5 separate regions of the Mus musculus genome follow, and regions 2, 3, 4 and 5 are each linked to region 1. A link is a loop called in an ENCODE intact Hi-C map of the cell type or tissue named here. Cell type or tissue: left cerebral cortex. All regions are shown on one strand.

What was found. Peaks named below come from ENCODE experiments on the same cell type or tissue, not always from the same donor. Only the 100,000 strongest peaks of a DNase experiment are listed, where the experiment ranks them.
Region 2: it touches region 1 in a loop (4-fold over the local background); 10 of 42 quality-filtered maps call a loop at or near these places.
Region 3: a loop joins it to region 1, with 12 times the contacts of the local background. A loop is called at or near these places in 13 of 42 quality-filtered maps.
Region 4: a loop joins it to region 1, with 4 times the contacts of the local background. A loop is called at or near these places in 4 of 42 quality-filtered maps.
Region 5: it touches region 1 in a loop (13-fold over the local background); 13 of 42 quality-filtered maps call a loop at or near these places.

What each region holds. Positions count from the first base shown.
Region 1 is chr9:33,258,742-33,262,741 of GRCm38, forward strand. Gm32171 (a long non-coding RNA gene) reads left to right here. Exons shown (of 4, transcript XR_870616.1): 3 at 2,400-2,581; 4 at 3,288-3,777. Among named protein-coding and RNA genes, the nearest start is that of Gm32171, 6.3 kb to the left of the region's middle. In left cerebral cortex, a CTCF peak has its summit at 1,608 (motif pointing right); a DNase peak (open chromatin) is centred at 1,627.
Region 2 is chr9:35,017,526-35,021,525 of GRCm38, forward strand. It overlaps Kirrel3 (kirre like nephrin family adhesion molecule 3), which reads left to right. Exons shown (of 17, transcript NM_001190911.1): 11 at 2,566-2,666. Among named protein-coding and RNA genes, the nearest start is that of Kirrel3os, 12 kb to the left of the region's middle. In left cerebral cortex, a CTCF peak has its summit at 2,083 (motif pointing left); DNase peaks (open chromatin) are centred at 160, 780 and 2,076; H3K27ac peaks cover 1,005 bases.
Region 3 is chr9:34,489,437-34,493,436 of GRCm38, forward strand. The region is part of intron 1 of Kirrel3 (kirre like nephrin family adhesion molecule 3); the gene reads left to right. Among named protein-coding and RNA genes, the nearest start is that of Kirrel3, 2.7 kb to the left of the region's middle. In left cerebral cortex, no CTCF peak of the experiment used is centred here; no DNase peak of the experiment used is centred here; H3K4me3 peaks cover 1,685 bases; H3K27ac peaks cover 119 bases.
Region 4 is chr9:35,164,497-35,168,496 of GRCm38, forward strand. All of the region lies in intron 2 of Dcps (decapping enzyme, scavenger), which reads right to left. Among named protein-coding and RNA genes, the nearest start is that of Dcps, 9.5 kb to the right of the region's middle. In left cerebral cortex, CTCF peaks have their summits at 1,899 (motif pointing left) and 3,048 (motif pointing left); DNase peaks (open chromatin) are centred at 1,885, 2,694 and 2,903; H3K27ac peaks cover 1,830 bases.
Region 5 is chr9:34,483,565-34,487,564 of GRCm38, forward strand. It overlaps a transcript of Kirrel3 not described here. Among named protein-coding and RNA genes, the nearest start is that of Kirrel3, 3.2 kb to the right of the region's middle. In left cerebral cortex, CTCF peaks have their summits at 2,258 (motif pointing left) and 2,466; DNase peaks (open chromatin) are centred at 2,307, 2,483 and 2,718; H3K4me3 peaks cover 1,340 bases; H3K27ac peaks cover 1,430 bases.

The sequences.
Region 1 (4,000 bases):
TGACCTTCATTGCATGCAAAACATTCACGCCCACACTGAATTTCACAGGGCCTCTGACAGAAGTCATCACTCTTCAAGGTTTGCTTCGAGGTAACCTCTCCCACTGTAGGTCCCTTGCTATCCCACTTCACCCTGTGCACCATGGTCTAAAGCTACATGAAGCTACCTTGGCACACTTAAGTATGGTCTCCCATAAGGCCATGCCCACTCATTTCCCTTTACGTGTCTAGAGAACCTTAACTAGCCTGTTCATGAAAACGTATCTTAAAGTGCTGCCATTGATGTAAACTACTAAGTCCCTCTGTAGATTAAAACTGTGATGCTGTTGTAGTTTGAATAGCTTTCTTTATCAAACCTGCCCTCTTTATAGAATCTGACCTATAGAATATGTATATCTACATAGATCTTTTTCATACATACATTTGTATGTATATGTATATATCTGCATATATATGTGTATTACCATCTGTCATCTGTTTTTCTACTTAAGACTTTAAATATATGCATGTATTGGTATCTCTGTGAGGATGTGTATATAAGTGCTGATGTCCATAGAGGTTAGAAGCAACCTACTTTTGTGGAGCCAGAATTGGAAGCTGGTGTAATTCAGGTTCTCTGCAAGAGCAATATGTGCTCTTAACTTTTGAGGCATCTCAACAACCTCTATCTATCATCAATCCTCTATCCATCCACCCATCATATATTAATGAAACATTTAAAAGAATTAATTTATGTAGACATCATGATATCTGACAAGGCTGGATTCTGGAAGGCCAGCCAGCAGTCTGTAGCCTCAGGGTGGAGCTGATAGGGCATTTGGCTTCTGAAGGACCTCTGGAGACTTCTGCAGGCACATGTGGCTTTGAAAGCTGTCAATGAAGCTCTTGGACATACTGGAGGGTAATAAGTGTAACTCAAAGCCTAGCAATGGAAATGCAAACCTTATTTAAAAACATTTTCAGAGCAGCAACTAGACTAGGGTCTGACCAAAACTTAGCACTGCACTGTTAGATTGACACAAACACTGACCATGTCACAGTTTGATATTGTTCCTCGAAAACTCAGTTATATGTCACTGAGCCTCAAGAAAACTTCTACAGGCAGCACTCATCAAGTTTAAGCTAGTTTTTGACTATATGTAAAGACATACACTTGTTTTATTATACATCATATATACGATGGTAAGCATTATGTCTGTTTAAAAAACACATATCCCCAGAGTGACTTAGTGGCCAAAAGAAAGATGGCAGTGGACACAGAAATGACTATAGCCATTCATCATAATGAACTAATATAGTAGACTAGGGAGTTCCCTAGATTAAAATGGAAAGCTAGCTTACTTCTGATGAGGCCTGATGCTTTTTCTTGGTCAAGTGACACATCCCATGGGTGTGTGTGCCCACCTCTTGCAGAAATATAGACCTCACTCCTGGTTTTCAGCAGCTCAATGAATTGTTTGAAAATTTACCCTATTGGGTGACTGATACATGAATCTCCCAGTGAGACAGTTTTTAAAGTAACCCCTGCTTTGGTTGTGTTCTAGCAAGTTGGTTACCCCGACTTCTCTGAAGTGATGAGGGGTGAGGAGGTAGCCGTACTCTGCTGTCCACTAGGTGGTGGTGGAGTCCCACCTCTGACAGTCTTAGTGCTTTGTGCTCTCTGACCAAAGCCTGGGGAGAAAACATCTAATCCAGAGCAGAACACAGTTGGGAATTTTAGGTTAACGGAGTAAGGCACTTTAATTTTCTTGGGAAAATAGCTGCACTCACACATAAGAAAAGAGGTTCTTGAAGCATCAAGACCGGTGGTATGTACAAGTTGGTATGGCTTTTTCCAGCCCCTAGGCATGAAGAAACTTCTTCCCTGTACTACACACAATTTCCATTTCTCCCTCAGCAGCCAGGTCAAGCCTGATCCTGCCACCAGCCCCCTTTTCACTTCACTCCCCCAACCAGGGCAATTCTGAAGTGTCAGCCCTTGTGGTGGTGTCCTTCCCGGGCCTCTTGGCTCTACCATCCTCCTGTCCAATGCTCTCTGCTATGAGCAGACTTCCAGTCAGCAGATGAACACACACTGCAGTCGTCTTCAGCATCTTTTTTGTGTGTACTACTTACTCTTTGATGAAGGCACAAGAAATATAAACAGACAAAACAAACAAACAAACAAACAAAAAAACCAAAAAAGAAACAAAAAACAAAAAAACCAACCCCCCCTCAATTCTTAAATGAGCCAAACTTGGAGGGTTAAGCCTTAACAAATATTTCTCTTTTCTTTTCTTTTTCACGTCCACTGTTTTCTTTTCTGACTGTATTAATAACATCTCAATGGCTGATTATTTTTGATATGTAACCACTCCACAGACACGGATAATTTGCAGTTTTCTTTAATGTGGCGTGCAGGATATGCAGTGGGATGCTGTGTAGAACACATGTTCATAAATGCCGGCTGATGCTGACACTTCTTTCTGGAACTTTTATGGAAGAGCTTCTTTCTCCACATGACTTCCAAGTCCATCACCCGCAGGATCTCATTTTCCAGTTAGTGATAACAACAACCAAGGATTATCATCTTCCATTTATAGGTAGGGGCAATAAGTCAGAGAAAAATGATTTGCCTGAGAACAAAAAGCCAGTCAGTGGGGGAAGCTGCATTGTTCTCTGTTGCACCATCTCTTTGTGCCTCTTTCCAATGAGGGGATACCATGTTACCCTAAGCCTTGAACCCAGGAAAGCACAATTAGTATTTCTTGCCTTTGTTTGGAAGCCTGAACTCTTCATTACCTACTCTCATGGTGGCCACCAATGCCTCTTGTTCTTGTCTCTTTTTACTGCTCCCTAGTCACCAGCAGGACAGCTCATCAATGCTGTCCTCAGGTGAATCAATAGCAACAATATCTCATTACTGGGAGAATAAGATTGCTACAGCAGGCTAGTTTTGATTTCCCCCAAGTCAGAACATTGCAGAGGATTCAGTACAGCTCATTCCCAAACTCTTCATACCATTGATCTGAAACTCCTAACCAATATCCACCTTTGAGATAGGACACTGGAAAGCAAGTCTGTAGAGTAATAGTGAGACAGGCCCTTAGATTGTACAATTGTAGGAGAGTCTGTGGGTGCTATTGCATGTCTTTTACAAGCCACTCTGCCTACACTCACCTTTAGTTGATATTAATTAGTCGTTCCTTGAAACTCACTCTAAATGTCATGGCTATTTGTCTTGAAATCTTTCTTACAATGTCTTATATTAGAGCTATATAACCAAGGTTTTCTCCGTTTCTCTTACAGGAATCATGATCTCCTAAGATGTATATACTATACCCTGGTTGCCTTGTGCTACAACTAGAGATTGCTCACTGCTTTTCTATAGGAGAGTGTCATGGGACAATGTCACACATTCACCACGGGAAGCTTCAAAAATGCTGTTGAATAAAATTTAATTCTCCCAACTCCATGCACAGCTTTTAACCATATTCAAACTATTCAGAATTAGGTCAGATTCATCTTCCTAAAGCAGAACGATCTTCATGTCATTTCTCTGCTAGAATTTTCTTAATATTCCCTTACTGTCCATATAATTATATCTGAGCCAGGAGGACTAGGATGGAAAAGTCAACTGGATTTACTTGGACCCGATTTTTCCTGTTTTTTTTTTTTTTTTCTGCCTCTGCCTCAAACATTTCATCTTTCACTGCCCATAGGCTTCGTGCACCCTTTGAACAATTGTTTCATAGCTTTTCCTACATGCTGTCATTATAAAGTCATGTTTGCACCAGAATTTTCCTCTCTGCTTCTTTGCTGCTCGATTCCCACTCTCTCTTAAAGGAAGGCAATGAATGGGGGAATGGATTATTAGATTTCATAAAGAACAGCAGATAATATTTTTTGTAGTCGGGACCAAAATTAGATTGCTAGAGGCAAAGAAAAGAAAGGAGAAGTGAGAACAGCATGTATGATTCATTTATTTGATTGTTTGATGGTAAGAATGACCAGCAGTGTCA
Region 2 (4,000 bases), 1.8 Mb after region 1:
GTCCCCATTACTCAGCTCCTGCCCAGTGGTTCCTCTTCTCTTTCCAGAAGGGCAACTGCTGCAGAGACATGGTCAATCTACTCCAGCTAACCAGACAGCAGAGCATTCACACGTCACCTCTCCCTGGCAGAACCCAGACTCCCAAGCCCTCCTGCCTTTCCTGTGTGTCCCCAGGATGCCACCAATAAATTGGCACTGCAGGGCTAAAAATAACAGCATCTGATCGCGCCTCGGTATATCCATGGCAACACAGGCTGCAGCCTTTTCCTGCCGCGCCTGTGTCTGACACTCCGCTCAGCGCGCCAGGCCACAGTGAAATCGGCAACCCTCCCCACTGCCCGCTCTGGGGAGGGCGCTGAGGAGCCAAGCTGCCATGCCTGTTGTCAGCTGTGACCCCCCCTCCCTCCAAGGCTCGGGACCCTCAGACACACACTTGCCTGGAGCTACTAACTGAGCATCCTTGTGTCTAAGGGAAAGGAAGGAGGGGCTGGCGTTTTTACTGTTGCTTTAAGACATTCAGGCATTTCTTATTGGGAACTTAAAAAGACTTTGGGGGGGGGGGGAAATCTTCCTTTGCTCCTGGGAAACACACACACACACACACACACACACACACACACACACCCCTCAGAAGGACCCACATTCCAGCCTAGGCTCTGGCATCCAGCCAACAGTTATTCTGTCCATTTTTCCCCCACACCCTGCATGGCTTCCCTGGGCTGCTGGGTAGAGAACGGCTGAAGGAATCATCAGGAGGAAGGGAACTGCCCCTTGCTTATTCTCTGCTAGTCACTGTGTGACTGGGACCTAGAAAAAAATGATGCAAAGAGAGGAACATGCCAGCCACCACAAGAGCTGGGAACTGTCTATCCTGCCTGTATTTGGAGAACGGGTGGAGGGGTGGTGAGGTGGTAGCCGGCGGCCCTGGCGTCTAGAACACACCCATCTCACAGCCCTCCTCCTGTGAGTGACAGCCAGACCTGTGGCCTTGGGAAATGAATTGGCACCACTATAATCTGAGCTGGATCAAAGCAGGTACCAGGAGGAAGGGGAAGATAGCTGCCAATTACCCATTGGTTCTCCGAGCCTGCTTTCCTTTATCCTAGTTTTTTGGTTTTCTTTCAAGAAGCCAAAAAAAAAAAAGTATATGTATTTGTTGACAGCTTTTAGAGACCCATGAACCCCCTGGGGATTCCTAGTTCCTGGGAAATGAAAGGAAAAGATTCTTTATGGTATCATCACTTACCCCAGCTGCAAAGCAAAGCATCACCCAGGTGCCACAGAATGTAGTCGCTGTGGCTCGAAGCCAACGGCTTCTTGGAGTAGAGGAACTCTGGGGAGGAAAGCCAGCTTCAGCCCACTTCTAAAGCCTTCTGTGGACAAAGCTCTTACCTTGAGGTCTCCCATATCTGTGCATCAGACAGAGCTATTCCCATTCCGAACTCAGAAGCCATCTCTCCCAATACCTGTTTTTCCCCTTGGCTGAGAACCACTCATAGAAATGCAAATCTGTTTTAATTAAGGTGGTTAATAAACAGCAATTATGTTTGCGGCAATTTTTGTTTTGTTTCCAGCATAATTTTGCCTCTTCTCAGGATCTCTCCCTCTTAGCCATCTTTCCTGAGGTCTAAATCCCAACCATCACCCCAGGGACTGGGATCACGCGAGAATGTTTTCATCCCTACCCTCATTCTTGAACCAGTCCAGCCCAAGTTATATAAAGGAGATAAAGGGCAGTTAACTGGAAGTGTCAGTGAGACAGGCTTCACTCCAGGTGCTATCCCTTGGCTTGCACACACACACACGCGCGCGCACACACACACACACACACACACACACTGATTGGGATAATACTGAGTCAGGTTTGGAGCTGTGGTTTCAACTGGCCTGGCTGGTTGTGTATGTGGAGAAAAACAAGACAGTAAGCTAGAGGATCTTCTAGGACCTGTATAGGATTAGGCTATGAGGTCAGCTAGCCAGACATCCCTTTTGCAAGGTAATTCCCACCCTTGGTGAAGGAACAGCGCCACTTTCCTTTCCTTCGTGGCCCAACAGATACCCAATTTCTTAGGCAAGTTTGCCCTCTGCTGGAAAACTGAGAAATTGCTTGAATTCCAACAAGGAAGCAAGGCTGGATGGCATTCCCATGCCATCTGCTTGGCAATCTTCTCTCATATTGGTGGTTGCCTCGACTCCCTTCCCAAGCTCACCATCTCCTTTGCAAAACACTCCTGCAGATAGAATTATTCTCTCTCCTCTGAAGCCAGTTAGTCTTTATCTGCACCACTCCTGTGGCATGAATACTCACCACCTTTCATGTTATTACTATATCCTGGGAATTCTGTCTTGGACGCATTCACTCGCGTTCCCAGGAGACGTTTATGACGGAATGCCTAATTTATCTTCAGGTCCTCTACCTCGCACTCTGCCTTGCACGCACAGGTCTTCTGTAAACGTTTGCTGAATGCTTGGATTGGTGGACACGCTTCTGAACCCATCAAAAGAGGGTGCCAGCTGGGGCTCTGCCCTTCCTGCATCCCCAACATGATGTCATCTTCCCAACAGGACCCCCCATCATCTCCAGCACACAGACCCAGCACGCCCTCCACGGAGAGAAGGGCCAGATCAAATGCTTCATCCGGAGCACACCACCGCCTGACCGAATTGTGAGTGCTCCTGGGAGGGAAGGTGGTGAGGTACCCACAGAGCACCTACACCCCGCCCCCGGCATCCAGCGACACGGGTGCCCCCCCCAAAACTGGTGCAAGCCTTGGAGCTCCCCTTCCCCTCCATTAGAATGAAATGATACCTTGCTGTGTCTTGAGATAGTATACCCTGAAGATGAGCTAAGAGGAGGCAGCCTCCTGCCTCAGAGCAGGCAAGCTTGGGGATAGTATACATGCTTCCAAGTGCTAACACTGGTGATTCAGACTGAATTAGGCACCCTGCGTGCAGAGGACAACTGAAAACAGCAGCAGGAATGGACAACTCATTTCTTTTCTTTCCTGGGCTCAAAGCCAATGTCATAAAATTGTAAACTGAGTGCAGTTTACTGCCAGCAATCCCCGGGCCTCCCAGAATTATCCTCTTCTGCCTCTTCTCCTCCTGGTGTCCAGGAGGTACTCTGTGCCTTCCATATGGAGAAGCCCCCTCTAAAATGGCCATTGTATTATCCTTTCTTCCTCTAACCTCACAGCCTCCAGGGAAGACCAGACACAGCCCACCTAACTTCCCACCCCCACCCCCCAGCCCACCTTCATTGCACCTTGGTGTTTACATTTCTTTTATTAAGAAAGACTTAAAAAATTAAATGTATTATCATTGTGTGAGTAGGATGTGAAGGTGGACTGAGTGCTGAGATCAGCAGGAGAGATCAGAGGACTTTGTGAGATCAGTTCTCTCCTTTCACAGTTATGTACATTTTAGAGATCTAACTCGGGACACCCGGCTTCTGTGGCAAACACCTAGCCCACTAATCCATCTTTCTAAGCACAATGCACCCTCACCACCCCACATCGATCTGAAACTGGTAGCTGCTCCAGTATAAAAACAAAGAAAAGGAGAGCATTGCGTAGCACTTCTGAAGGCAAGTGTTACTTTAGTAACCCCGTGCCTCAATGAGGGTGTCTTAGTTACTTTGTATCACTGTAGGGAAACCAGAAAACAGAGTTTATTTACAAAAGAAAGCATTTAATTAGGCTTGCAGCTCAGAGCGTTAGATAATGTCCATGATGGCAGAGCAAGCACACAGTGGCAGAAACAACTAAGAGTCCACATCTTGATATGCAAGCAGAAGGCCTACCCCCAGTGACACACCTCCTCCAACAAGGCCACACTTTCTAATCCTTCTCAAACAGTTCCACCAGTGTAGATCAAGTATTCAAACATATGCACCTATGGGAGCTATTCTCATTCAAACCACGACAGATGGTCTTACTAGAAGACTGCCCAGAAGCCAGCCTGCAGTATAACAGTGCTGGAAGGCTGTAGCTCAGATGGG
Region 3 (4,000 bases), 1.2 Mb after region 1:
GTCCAACTCCAACTCTCCGATGCATGTAAGTTCTTTATGCACCCGGTATATTAATTAGGTAACATCCGTGTGGCTAGGCCATTCGGAACTTCTGGGTGCCTGCTCGCCTTTCTAGCCAGGTTGGAAAAGGGGAGCCTGGCGTAGGTGGAGATTTCAGTTTCAGTAAGGTCTAACTTGCCCGGGTGTGTTTAAAGCAAATGTGCGAGGTCTGCACAGTTGCAGAAAGGGATGCGATTAGGGAAGGTTCTGAGGCGGGTATTTACAGTGGCTGGGGAAAAGAACGCTTGTAAAGAGTTACATTGAATGTCACCCATTTCCCTGAGCAAGGCTGAATTCTGAATCCTACCAAGCACTGGATTAGGTGTATGAAATGGAATTTCGCCCCTGGTGCCGATTGCTTCCTTTCTGCAATCCTAGCAGGTGGACTCTCCAGAAAGAACTTTGCTACCTCTGGGATCCTTGCCACTGAGAGTCATGGGGTGGGTCATGGTGGAGGGAGGACTAAGCACGCGCCTACTTAGCTAAAGGCATCAACAGTCACCTGTGGAATTAAGACTGAAAGAGCCAAGTCAACCCATTCCGTCCCACTCTTTTGGAATGGCAGTGCCACCTCTGCCATCTGAGGCAGCATGTGTGCCTGCCAGCACAGCTCTTGGAGGGACAGGACTTTCAGAAAAAAAAAAAAAATCCACAACAGAGAACATCCATCTGTTGATTAAATGAAGGGTAAAAGTTTTTAAGAAAGCAGAACATCGCCATGGGTGGCTGCCTGTGCAAACAGTGTGTACCCCTTGCTTCTCTTGTCAGGAGAAGCCAAATATAAGTAAAACCAGGCTTCCTTCTCCCTTTCCCCGGTCCTTGTTGTCACTGTAGATTTCCCACTTATCCATGCAGGTCAAACTTTGCAGTTATCACTCCTGATTAAACTCGAGGGACCCCTCCCCTTAGAAGTATGTATAAAGCATGTTTATGCAGATTTATAATGAGCTCACACTTATACATTCATATGGGTTGTGGGCATCTCCCCAGGAACCCCTACAGCAACATGAGGACAAACAGCCTTTGCACACACACACATACACACACATATAGTGACTCTCATTCTCCGTTGCCTCTTAACTAATTCACTTGGAAAGTTTCCTGTAGAATGTGTAAGAGAAGAAGGGGCCCTTACAACACACACACACACACACATACAGATTTGCATAGATTTTTTTTGTGTGAGCCTTTTGTATTTTTAGAAGCTTGATCAGTACTTTCTCAGATTGGCTTGTGCATCCTATAGGTGTCTAAAGTGCTTCCCTGCCTGCCTGAATCATTATAGAATGTATTTTCTACTGGGCTTGATCCTTTCTCCGTACCAAGCTATTTCTTGACTGCCTCATATGAATCTTTAAATATTTACCTACCAAGGGTAAATGCTCTGTTTCATCCACTCTTAGCTCTGAGGGCAGTAGGAAGAAACCACAGCCCCATGCAATCTGTATCATCTCCTGAACTCTTGGTGTTCTGAAGTTGGTTTGCAGTGTCCAACAATGGATGTTTAGTCCATAAAGTTCCAAAGCAGCCTCAAAAAGTCTCTGAGAAAGGTGCAGGGCCAGGCAACCTAAGCTTCCTGTTCTGGGCACTAGAAATCATGTGTGGGGGAGCAGCACCATGCAGTTAGGAGGGAAGATGTTTGATTGGTTCATTGCAATGTGATAGCAAGATCTTTTGACTTGAGTCCTGAACACACAAAATATATGCATATATATTACATTTCTCTACTTTTGTGTGTCTGCTCTCATGGAGGTGGATGCGAAGGTGTCGTCAGAGGAGAACTTGCAGAGTTGGTTGTCTCCTTCCACCATGTAGTTTCTGGGGATGGAATTCAGTTCACCAGGCTTGGTGGCAAGCACGTTTATCCACTGAGCCATCTCTCTGGCCTTAATCCACATTAAAAATATGGGTGTTGTGCAGAGTATTGTAAATTCTCCCAGAAGATTCTGTTTAAGTGTGCGTGCACATGTGTGTGTGTGTGTGTGTGTGTGTGTGTGTGTGTGTGTGTATCCTAGTACCATATCATACCTACTGTCATGCATTAAACTATTAGATAGAGCAGAGCTACCTTCAACAGGACATGGAAAGACTAGCCCATGGGATTCTAGAGGGAGAGGGTCCCTACTGTGATTCTCTAACCAAGGAGTGAGGTTGTTACCACAATGGCACTCCCTCTACACACACATACACACACACACACACACACACACAGAGAGAGAGAGAGAGAGAGAGAGAGAGAGAGAGAGAGAGAGAGAGAGAGAGAGAGAGAGAGAGAACCACTTGCCTGGACCCTGCTTCCTACACACTAAACCCTCTGGACGTTTTCCCACAAAAATGTATAAAGGATCAGGACAATCCTTCATTCAGAGAGAACAAGGAGCCAGGGGTCTCAGTAGGACTTTATGTGGCATGCTGAAGGCATGGCCATCTGCTACCCAGCACTTGTCCCAGTGGGGATCTGTGTGTCTTCTTGGAGTTCTGAGAAGGCAGTTCTCATCATTCCTTTTCCCAGGACCCAGAGCGCCCCAATGCTGTGAAATTTCCATTAGCATGTGGGTAAACCCCTAAAGTACATCTCAATCCTCCCTGCTCTCCTGGATTTTTGACTAATTCACTTTTACTTTGTCCCACAACCCTTGAGAGAGGGCAGAAGATAGCATAGTTGATGTCAGTAACGTCCTACCTCTTCTAAAGTTTGGGCTTCTCCTGTAGATTGAGATCAACTATTGCTTTCTTTGTAAGGTAGCAGTAGAAAAGTCAAGAGACAGTTCTCTGTTCTCACCCTGCCAGTGTCTCTCAGTTTGGCCCTGATAGGGGATGGAGAGCTGCCAGCATATGCTGTTTGAGAGTTTCTCTCTCTCACTGGGGATGCCTCTCCCCTCAGCTGTCAGGATGGCCAAGCTTTGTATAGAGAAGGATAATGTCACAGCACAATTTGCCTCCCACAGAGAAACGGTATGTTCTGCCCCCGGGGTGAAGAAGAACTGATTCCCTTGTCATCCATAAACTTAGAACTTGCTACATTTTTCCCTTTATTATTTCAGTTCACCACAGCCATTTCCTTCTATGTCCTCCTTAATCTTCCAGCCTCATTCCATCTACCCTGCACACACACATCTTAGGTGACTTTGAAGGAATAGGGTCTCAGCAGGACTGAAGACTCCCTGCTTTTCTTGCATCTTCGGTTCTGAGACAGTTTGGGCGATGTACAGTGGTACAGACATGGTGGCTTCTGCTGCCCATGCTCTAAGAAGAGTGTTTTCTCCATGTACTGGCATTCCACTTGGAATTCCCAGAGAGTCGTGTCGTGTCCTGTCCTGTCCTGGGATGGAATGGTCACAGGATTCCACCTCTGCCCTACCCCGAATGCGTGTTTGCTTTGTCTATGCTCCTCGCTGTTCCGAACATTTAGAGTAAAAATAAACTCATATTTTACCTGTAAGTAGCATCCCCTACCAGAATATCTGTTTGGGATCCACCTCCTTAATAGATGCTCTCCTGATGAACAGGGCACATCAAAAGGAGAACCAGGTAGCCATTGGATGGCAGAGTTATAAGAAACCTGAATCTCCAAGGAAACAGAAGAACATCAGATAGAGGGTGAACAGACTGAGTGAGGAGAGCTGGCTTGGTGCAGGAGCCAGAGGGGTGACAGTAAGCATGGAGGAGAGGAGCCACTGCAAGGAGGTCAAATTTGCCAAGAGCTCTCATGGGGAAAGGAGGGAAGAGGAGGAGCTTGGGTAAAGAACACAAACCTGTTAGACAGGGCTCCCAAAATGAAGTGGAGGGAAAAGGGTTCAGTTCAGAGGATAATCAGAAAAATAAACTTTGAGTGAACAACTCTAGGGGTACTTAACCCTAAGGGTACTTAACTCTGGGGTACTTAATTCTAGGGGTACCTGTCCTTGCTCAGAATGAAAGATAAACAGTGATGAGTATGAGCCTTTCTGCTCCTGGCACC
Region 4 (4,000 bases), 1.9 Mb after region 1:
GACACACGAAGATCAACCATGTGAGATGCCAACAGACTGGCCCACAGGCTCTTCATGGTTACCACCTGCCATGGTCAGGGCCAGCCACATTTCCTATGTGATCTGTCAAGGATCAGATACTGGGGAAGCTGTAAAAACATTAAGAGATAACTTACTGTTACAGTCGTGATAGTGACACTCTTCAATCTGTACCATATGCCTGCTGCAGTGTTAAGAACTTTGTACACCTTACTTATCTCAGTGGGTTGGAACCCGTGGCATCACTTTAGGAGGTTAACCCAGTATTTCAAAAAGGAAACAAGACTTGAAATAAATACTGGTGATTCTATCATAAAGTTGTATTGTTTTGTGAAACTTCTGGTCCACTAATATTCATGTGCATTTATTTGTATGTATGAAACCATAAAATAAAATGTACCTCTCACTGAGGACAGAGACTAAAATCTGTTGTAAAAGACTTCCTTTTTATCTATTTCCTAATGGTCCCATTGAGATGTATTCAGTTACTAGCCCGGGTTAACAAAGGCAATTCTTTTTTTTTTTTTAGAACATTAGACTTTTTTTTTATGTCATTACCATAGGACAATTTTTTAAAAGATTTATTTATTTATTATATGTAAGTACACTGTAGCTGTCCTCAGATACTCCAGAAGAGGGCATCAAATTTCGTTACAGATGGTTGTGAGCCACCATGTGGTTGCTGGGATTTGAACTCGGGACCTTCGGAAGAGCAGTTGGAGCTCTTAACCACTGAGCCATCTCGCCAGCCCAACAAAGGCAATTCTTAAAGTCACTTCGTCCACTTCCTGTGCCCATGTTGCAGTCACTGCTCTCACCTGCACTTCCAGCATAAGAGCCTCTTTTCTGTTCCAGACTAGAACACCCATCCTTCTCGAGCTGGCTCCTTCTCAGTCATCAGGTCTCGCTCTGATTGTGTGTGGCCTTCATTTGCACAGCCCGGGCAGCTCTCTGCCCAGGGCCACTCAGACACTGTTCACTTGTTTGCTGTCTGTCTTCCCCTCAAAACCCAAAGACAATTGACACATGCTGTTTGGACTCACCTACTAGAACATCTGGATAGAGCAGAACTTCAAGTGTTAAGTGAACAAGAATGCCCTGGGCCTTTCCAATGGCCGATGTCAGAGCCAGGCCTCCACCCCCCAAGTCTGCCTGAACCCACATTTACTCCTTACCCTCAGTAAGCTGTGATATCCTATAACCAGGTCTAAGGCTAGAAAGGGAACCTCCATCCTGATGGATGCAGAGGGGCTGCTGTGGCTGTACAGAGGAACGATGCTATTAGGGATTAACTCTGGGACATGGCCTAAGCAAGCCTAGTTCCCAAGCCCATGCTCCCTCCTTGGGCCACTGGTGTAAGGAACCATGAGGGACTAACTCTAGGCTACTTACTTTGGTGAGCTGAGAATCTGGAGGGAAAAAAATGGGAGAGGAGACTGCATACTCTCAGGTTTGCATAAGAGGAAAACATCACCAGTCATGGAAGAAATACCAAAAGAAATCCATCAAACATGATTGATGCTGAGTCCAGGACAGCAGCCTGCTTAGAAAAGGCTGAGAAGAGCCAGGGATCAGCAAAACAAAAACAAACAAACAGAAAAAAAAGATACAACAGTGTATTGGGCACAGAGGACTAAAGTTGCAGGAATTTCACTTTAAGGTCCATGGGATAGGCCACAGTGAGCTGTAATTCAGAAGCTGAGAACAGAGAAGCATGGGGGACTGGGGGGGGGGGGTGGTCAGGGCAGGGGTGGAGGCAGGGGCGGGCGTCACACAGGCTCTAGGTAGGTCCTGACTAGGATGCCTGGTGCTGGAGAGCTAATAGTCAGAATACTTTGGTAACACTGACACCTTGTGGCTATGGAATGCCTGTCCCAAAGGGAAAAAAAAAAAAGGAATCTGTGGATACTTCAGTTATTCTCCTTGTACTGCTGAAATATGCTAAAATTTATGTCAGTGCTAATAATAATTTTGGCAAGCCCTTATAGTAAACATGCCTTCTAATGTTCATTTTTCTGTAAATAAGTCAAGCCTCTGGGTAATGGGCAACCTGACTTTGTAACTTCAAGTTGCTGGACTCCCAGCTGCCTTAACCAAAGGTCAGTCAAACAGCCAGGCAACGCTGACCACTTTAAATGTTCCAGGGGATGGCATGAAGAAACTATACAACAATTACAGCTAATTGTCTGGTTCCTGATGGGCAGCCCCAGCTAGCTTTGGCTATTTCAAATAGTTTATGACTAGATTTTTTTTTTCTATTACATTGCTGAACTCTAGAGGACTTGGCAATCATTTACCCACAGGCCAGAGGCCACAGGTCACTAATTCTAATGACCTAGCAAAAGGACTACTTGTGCATGTGAAGTGTGCTGTGATTTTTTTTTCCCCCAATTCCCTCTCTGGCTGTGAGCAGTACTCAGTTCACTCAAGTAAACTGAGAAATGATTGCCAGCTCCTGAAGGTGCAGCTCCAGCCACAACCGGTTCAAACAGTTTGTATCCGAGTTCCTGCCATCACAACCCTCAGTAGGCTGTGATATTCTGTAACCAGGTCTATTCGGGCTAGAGAGAACAATTATCCTGATGGATGCTGAGGGGCTGCTGTGACTGGTACAGGAGGAACAATGCCTCAATTCATGGGGACACAAACGTTCATTTGCATGATCCCCTCCTTGGCTCTATAAGCAGATAGGCTAGGAGACATTCTTCTGCCCAATTATTCCCAACAAATGTCCTCTCGTAAGTGGTCTTTTCTTGCCTACTTTTGTTAATGGAGCAGAGATGGAAACACAAAGAAAAAGCAACAGGCACAGCACAGTGGCCAGGGTGGCAGCAGCCAGACAGTTCACGAGTGGACAGAGCAAAGGAGGGGGAGAGAAGCGAGAAGAGAGACGGGGACTGGAGAGGCAACTCAGTGGTTAACAACACTGGCTGCTCCTCTACAGGATTAGGGTTTGTTCCCAGCTCCCACGTGATCCCTACAACTATCTGTAATTCCAGTTCCAAGAAATCTAATGTCCTCTGCTGGCCTCCAAAGGCACTGACCACACATGGTACTTAGACACACATGCAAACAAACACCCACATATGTAAAATACAAATTTTTTTTTTTTTAAGAAGGGAGAAGACAAGAAGGGGCAGAGGTGAAAAGGGATAAAAGACTAATAAGGAGACAGATAGGAGGAACTACGGGCTCTGTTCGCTAGAAGAGCTCCTGGAAACCATGAACTCATTAAAATCAACATTATCAGACACCCTAAGACAAAAGCTGCAACACTGGCTAGTATCAAATGCTATGGAATACTGACTTACACAAGAACTCTAACACTCTGAGCTAAGGGTCTTGATATCTGAGGCCTGAACAAGGACTGGATGGAACACTGTGTCTGCATGCTTGAATGCCTGCCGGCTGCATGGTTGCTACCACAACTGTCAAGCACTGGGAGATAGACAAGCTGTCAAAGACCAGCACATGAAGAGCTTCTCCTTAACCGCCTATGACGTGATTGCCTGTCTTCCTACATGTAGTAAAGGGGATTACACCTAGGGCCTCAGACCCGTGCAAGCACTCCACTGTTAAGCCACAACCTTAGTGTTCTTTCACTTTTTATTTTCAGACAGCATCTCACTAAATTGTTCAGGCCAGTCCTGAACTCCCTCTATGGCCCACACATTTGAGCCTTTTGCTTCACCTTTCCAGGAGCTAGGACTACAGGCCTATGCCCAAAGCTGAACTCTTATCCAAAGTTTCCATTCAGGTAGGAGGACCCACAGCATTTGTCTCTCTGTCTCTTCACAATAACTCACAGCCCTCTTGCCCTGCCCTAAACATGCCTAAGGTCAGAGATAGCATCTTACTGGACTCTGAAGCAACGGTACTTAGCACTGAGGCCAGCACACCAAAATAATCATAGTAACTACTACTAAATAGATGCTGACTGCTTCTGAATAATGCACAAATATATTCTTGAATTTCACCTATG
Region 5 (4,000 bases), 1.2 Mb after region 1:
CATATTCTTGTGCAGAATGATGCTGAAGAGATAAAAATATCTTTCATTTCTATAGTGCCATGCATCTTAAAGTGGGTTCCACATTTCACAGACTATATATAGGCTCAATTCATTACCCAGCCCCATAAAATACAGCCAGAGCATGGCAGGCACATGCCAGATGTTTGACAATGACCTAATAACAGAGTGAGGATGAAGTTAAATTGGATTTAGAAAACAGGAGGCAAGATGTGGGCCACTAGGTAAAGCTTTGTTATCCATTCAACAGTGTGTTTGGTGTTTCTTGCCTACCAGAACGAGAGCAGAGGCACAAGCAAGCTAGAGTGATGCTCTTCCTACACTCATCGAGTAGCCAGGGTATCAGAGAAAAGATGTTTTGCAGTAAAATGTGATTCACGTTAGGATCAAGTGCAAAGTGCTGTGGCCGTCACAGACGCTAAAGGAATTCTTTTCCCATCAGCTACACTGCCATCATCACTCTCTTGTTAATAAAGGGTTTGCATTCAACATAATGATAGGATTCATGTTGAAGAAAATCTATTCTGGAATCCAGAACCCAGATTGCATGTGAGCATGGTAAGGGGGAAAATAAGGAGAAGAGGAGAGCACACAAGCAAGTCGTGGATCCAGAGTAGAATGAATTTGAAGCCGGTGAAAGTTGGAACCCATGACATCAGAGGGGCCCCAAGAGAGTTCATGGCTACAGCCGATTTCCCAGGGATGGACACCTGAAAATAAACTACCCTAACACTGATAACGTTGGTGACACCACTGTTGATCTCTCCGTGCCGAGAACTGTGGCCTGTCAAAATCAGAAGGGTTTGTTTGAGGAGGACCTCAAAGATCTGTAGGTTCAGACTAGTCATTTTATAAGTGAAGAAGACATAGCCATGTTCATTAAATATGCATAGCCATTAGCAATGTCCAGGACAGGGGCCAGTCCAGAGGCTGACCTAATCTTTGGGGAATCAGGTGGGCTTTAACAAGTACTCTTTAAAAGCTGAACACCTGGCTCCTCCGGCCATTTCCACTACAACAGAGAGACCAACCACAGCGAACAGGGGTTAAGGTCTTATAATCCAGCTACACCTATGTGAGCAAGAAATGTAGCTCAGAGAAATGAAAAAGAAATAGGCTAGAAGATTGTCCCTGCCCGGGTCAGATGGCTGCCACCCAGAGAGGGCCTCTGCAAACCATTTGGTTTCTAGAAGTGTATGTAGTTTCCAGCCCTTATTAACTTCACTAGGCATGGAGAGTCAGCTTACTCTGAGCTCCCAGTAGGGACCCCTTCAAAATGTGTTAAATCTCTGGGCAAGAAGGTTTCAACCAGAACAGGCAGAATGTGTAAAAATCAAAAGAATGTGGTTTATAATGTATGTACTGCAAAGACGTCATAAGTTGGGAATTCGGTGCTGACTGCCTGACTCGTAAAGAAGCCGTTCCTTCTCCTTAGGGGGTCCTACGTATGCACATGGGTACATTGAGACAATGTGTGGTGGGGGTGGGGAGCCAGTAGAGTACCAGCAGAGGCTCTAGGCCACAAGATGCCCTGTGTCCTGACTTTTTTAGTTCTGTAGTTCCTTGCCCTATCAGGCAAATCAACCCGATCCCATCTAAAAAAGATGATCTGCGATAGATGATGACCTTCAGGGCAATTTCTTTCTTATTAAAAAGCCAGTGTGGTGTTTCATGGTTTTTCCTGGGTGTATACCTCTCCCCCAAATAAAGGACAAACTTTGCAAGAAGAGGAAATCAAATACTCTTTCTACACGCCTTAAAATCTCCAATTGAGCATTAGCAGAAAACCTGGGCAATAGATGTTATTGGTAGTGGACAGAGAGCCACGACAGTCATTGAAAAATGGCCACTGGGACCATAATAAGCCTGAGTCTGTAGAGTCCTTTGATTTCATCGTGGCTTAGTGGGGAGCAGAGGACATGCTCACTGCCAGAGAGCAGGACTTGGAAGCTATCCGATGGGGGCTTGGTCCTTCTGCAACTTCTTGGCCAGCAAGTAGCAGAACTGGAAGGTACGTGCGATTCTCTGTGGACACCTAGCAGCACGCGGCTCTCTGAGAGATCTCCCAGCTTACCCCGCAGGAAACTAAGCGGAGGTAGGGGACCGAGGGGGGGGGGGTATTCAAAGGACAGAGCACTTGGTGCTAAGGGCCTGGGGACCAGGTCCGGGGGCCTAGTGAAGTCCCCCTCCCAGGCTATAAGCCTGGAGAAGAAAGACTGGAGAGGGTGCCACCTGCTGGTGAGGGACCCAGCCTTTCACAGTGGACTCCAAGGAGACCTGGAGTCTGTCTGTGTTGAAAGCTGAATTTAGGCTGCTTCCCAAGTTGCTGGCTTTCTGCAATCTCTTGATAGCTACCATTCCCGGTGGCTTTGTGCTCTGAGACTCCGTCCTCTGCGTATCACCCCCTAGATGGTGAGGCTGCCTGCAGGGATGGTGCTCACCCTCCTTGCCCCTCTTGGATGCGCACTACCGGTCTAAGGACTCTCCAAGCTTCTCCATCAGGTGGAGCCGTCCTCTCATCGCCTGCCTCCCTCCTCCCTCGCAGCGAACTGCGAGCAGGCCATCCTACAGAGCCGGGAGGTTAACCGAGCCCCCGGAGGAGGTGAGGCCGCCAGCCTGCGCGGGCGGAGATGGCGGGGCCTCCGTCGGGGCCGGCGCCGGCGCCAGAGCCCGGCAGCCTGTGGGTCCTGCAGGTATCGCTCGCCTTCTCTCTGCCCCACGTGGTAGCCGCGGAAGATTGCCGTTGGTTTTCCGGCACTCAGGATTTAAACGCCTCCTGGTCCTTTTAGAAGCAGTCCTCTCATTACTTAATCCAAGCCTTTTCTCTTTCTGCGGGAGACCGGAGGCTGAGGGAGGGAGTGAATGGGGTCCGGGGTTGGGGGAAACACACCCTGCTGGCTAGAAAAGGGGAGGGTCCGCAACCAGCGTAGGGGGTCACTAGGCGGATCCTGGAGACAAGATCCAAAGCAAAACGTGGTCCTCCCAACCTTGGACTCCCACTCCTCTCTTCCAAGAGTGAGCTTGCCTTGCCGGTATGGTGTGCATACACTGCTATGTGTTTCTGATGACCAGCCGTGTATTGCACACTTCACTGGCCTCACGACCCTGTTTTTTAAAATATTTCCCCCAGAGGGGCTGAATTAAACCTGGGCCGCGGGCCATTTAGAAGCTTGCAATGAAAATTAACCAACAGCTGAGAGGATAAATCTTTAGTTAAAATATCAAATGCTGCCTGGGCAGGTACATTCCTTCTACATCTTAGCAGGTTCGGTTTGGCCTTTGAAGTGGGACTCAGACCTTTCATCTCCCTTAGTCCTGAATATTTAGTGAAAAACTGCTGCTGATGTTCAACACTATATATGCCAGATCCTCACCCTTCATATATCGCATATGCTACTTGGGATTAATACCCATCTTTTGCGTGTTTCTGATTTACCTCTTGTGCTTTATTGCATTATCTCTTCTATGCCAAGCTAATGGAGCAAGGCTATGCTAATGTTGCTTCTGTGCCTTGCAAATTTGGCTGATGGGGCTGCCTCTGCTATTCAACATCTTCACACACACACACACACACACACACACACACACACACACACACATGCTTATAGATTTCCCTTTGATATGTTTAACAGCCTCTAAGAGATGTAGTTAAACAAACTGTTATGATAAGAATGGAAAAGTCAAGAAAGCATACACCTACTAATTTATAGATCTTGAATGTCACTGCCAGGTGTCAGCTCCTACCAGTACACACTTATGCATACGTCCCTGCTTCTTTGTTGTTCATAAATTCTAAGAAACATTTTTTAACATCCATGTGGAAACTCAGAGTTGGAATGTGCCTTGCAGTCAGCAAAGCCCCATATCTGTAATACTGATGGAAGGGTAAGAGATCCCTAAAAGGACTCCCTAAGGTCCAAAGACTGCAGAAAGTAATGATTGATTTTGTAATTGAATGTTGAATGACGCACATTGAGAAAGC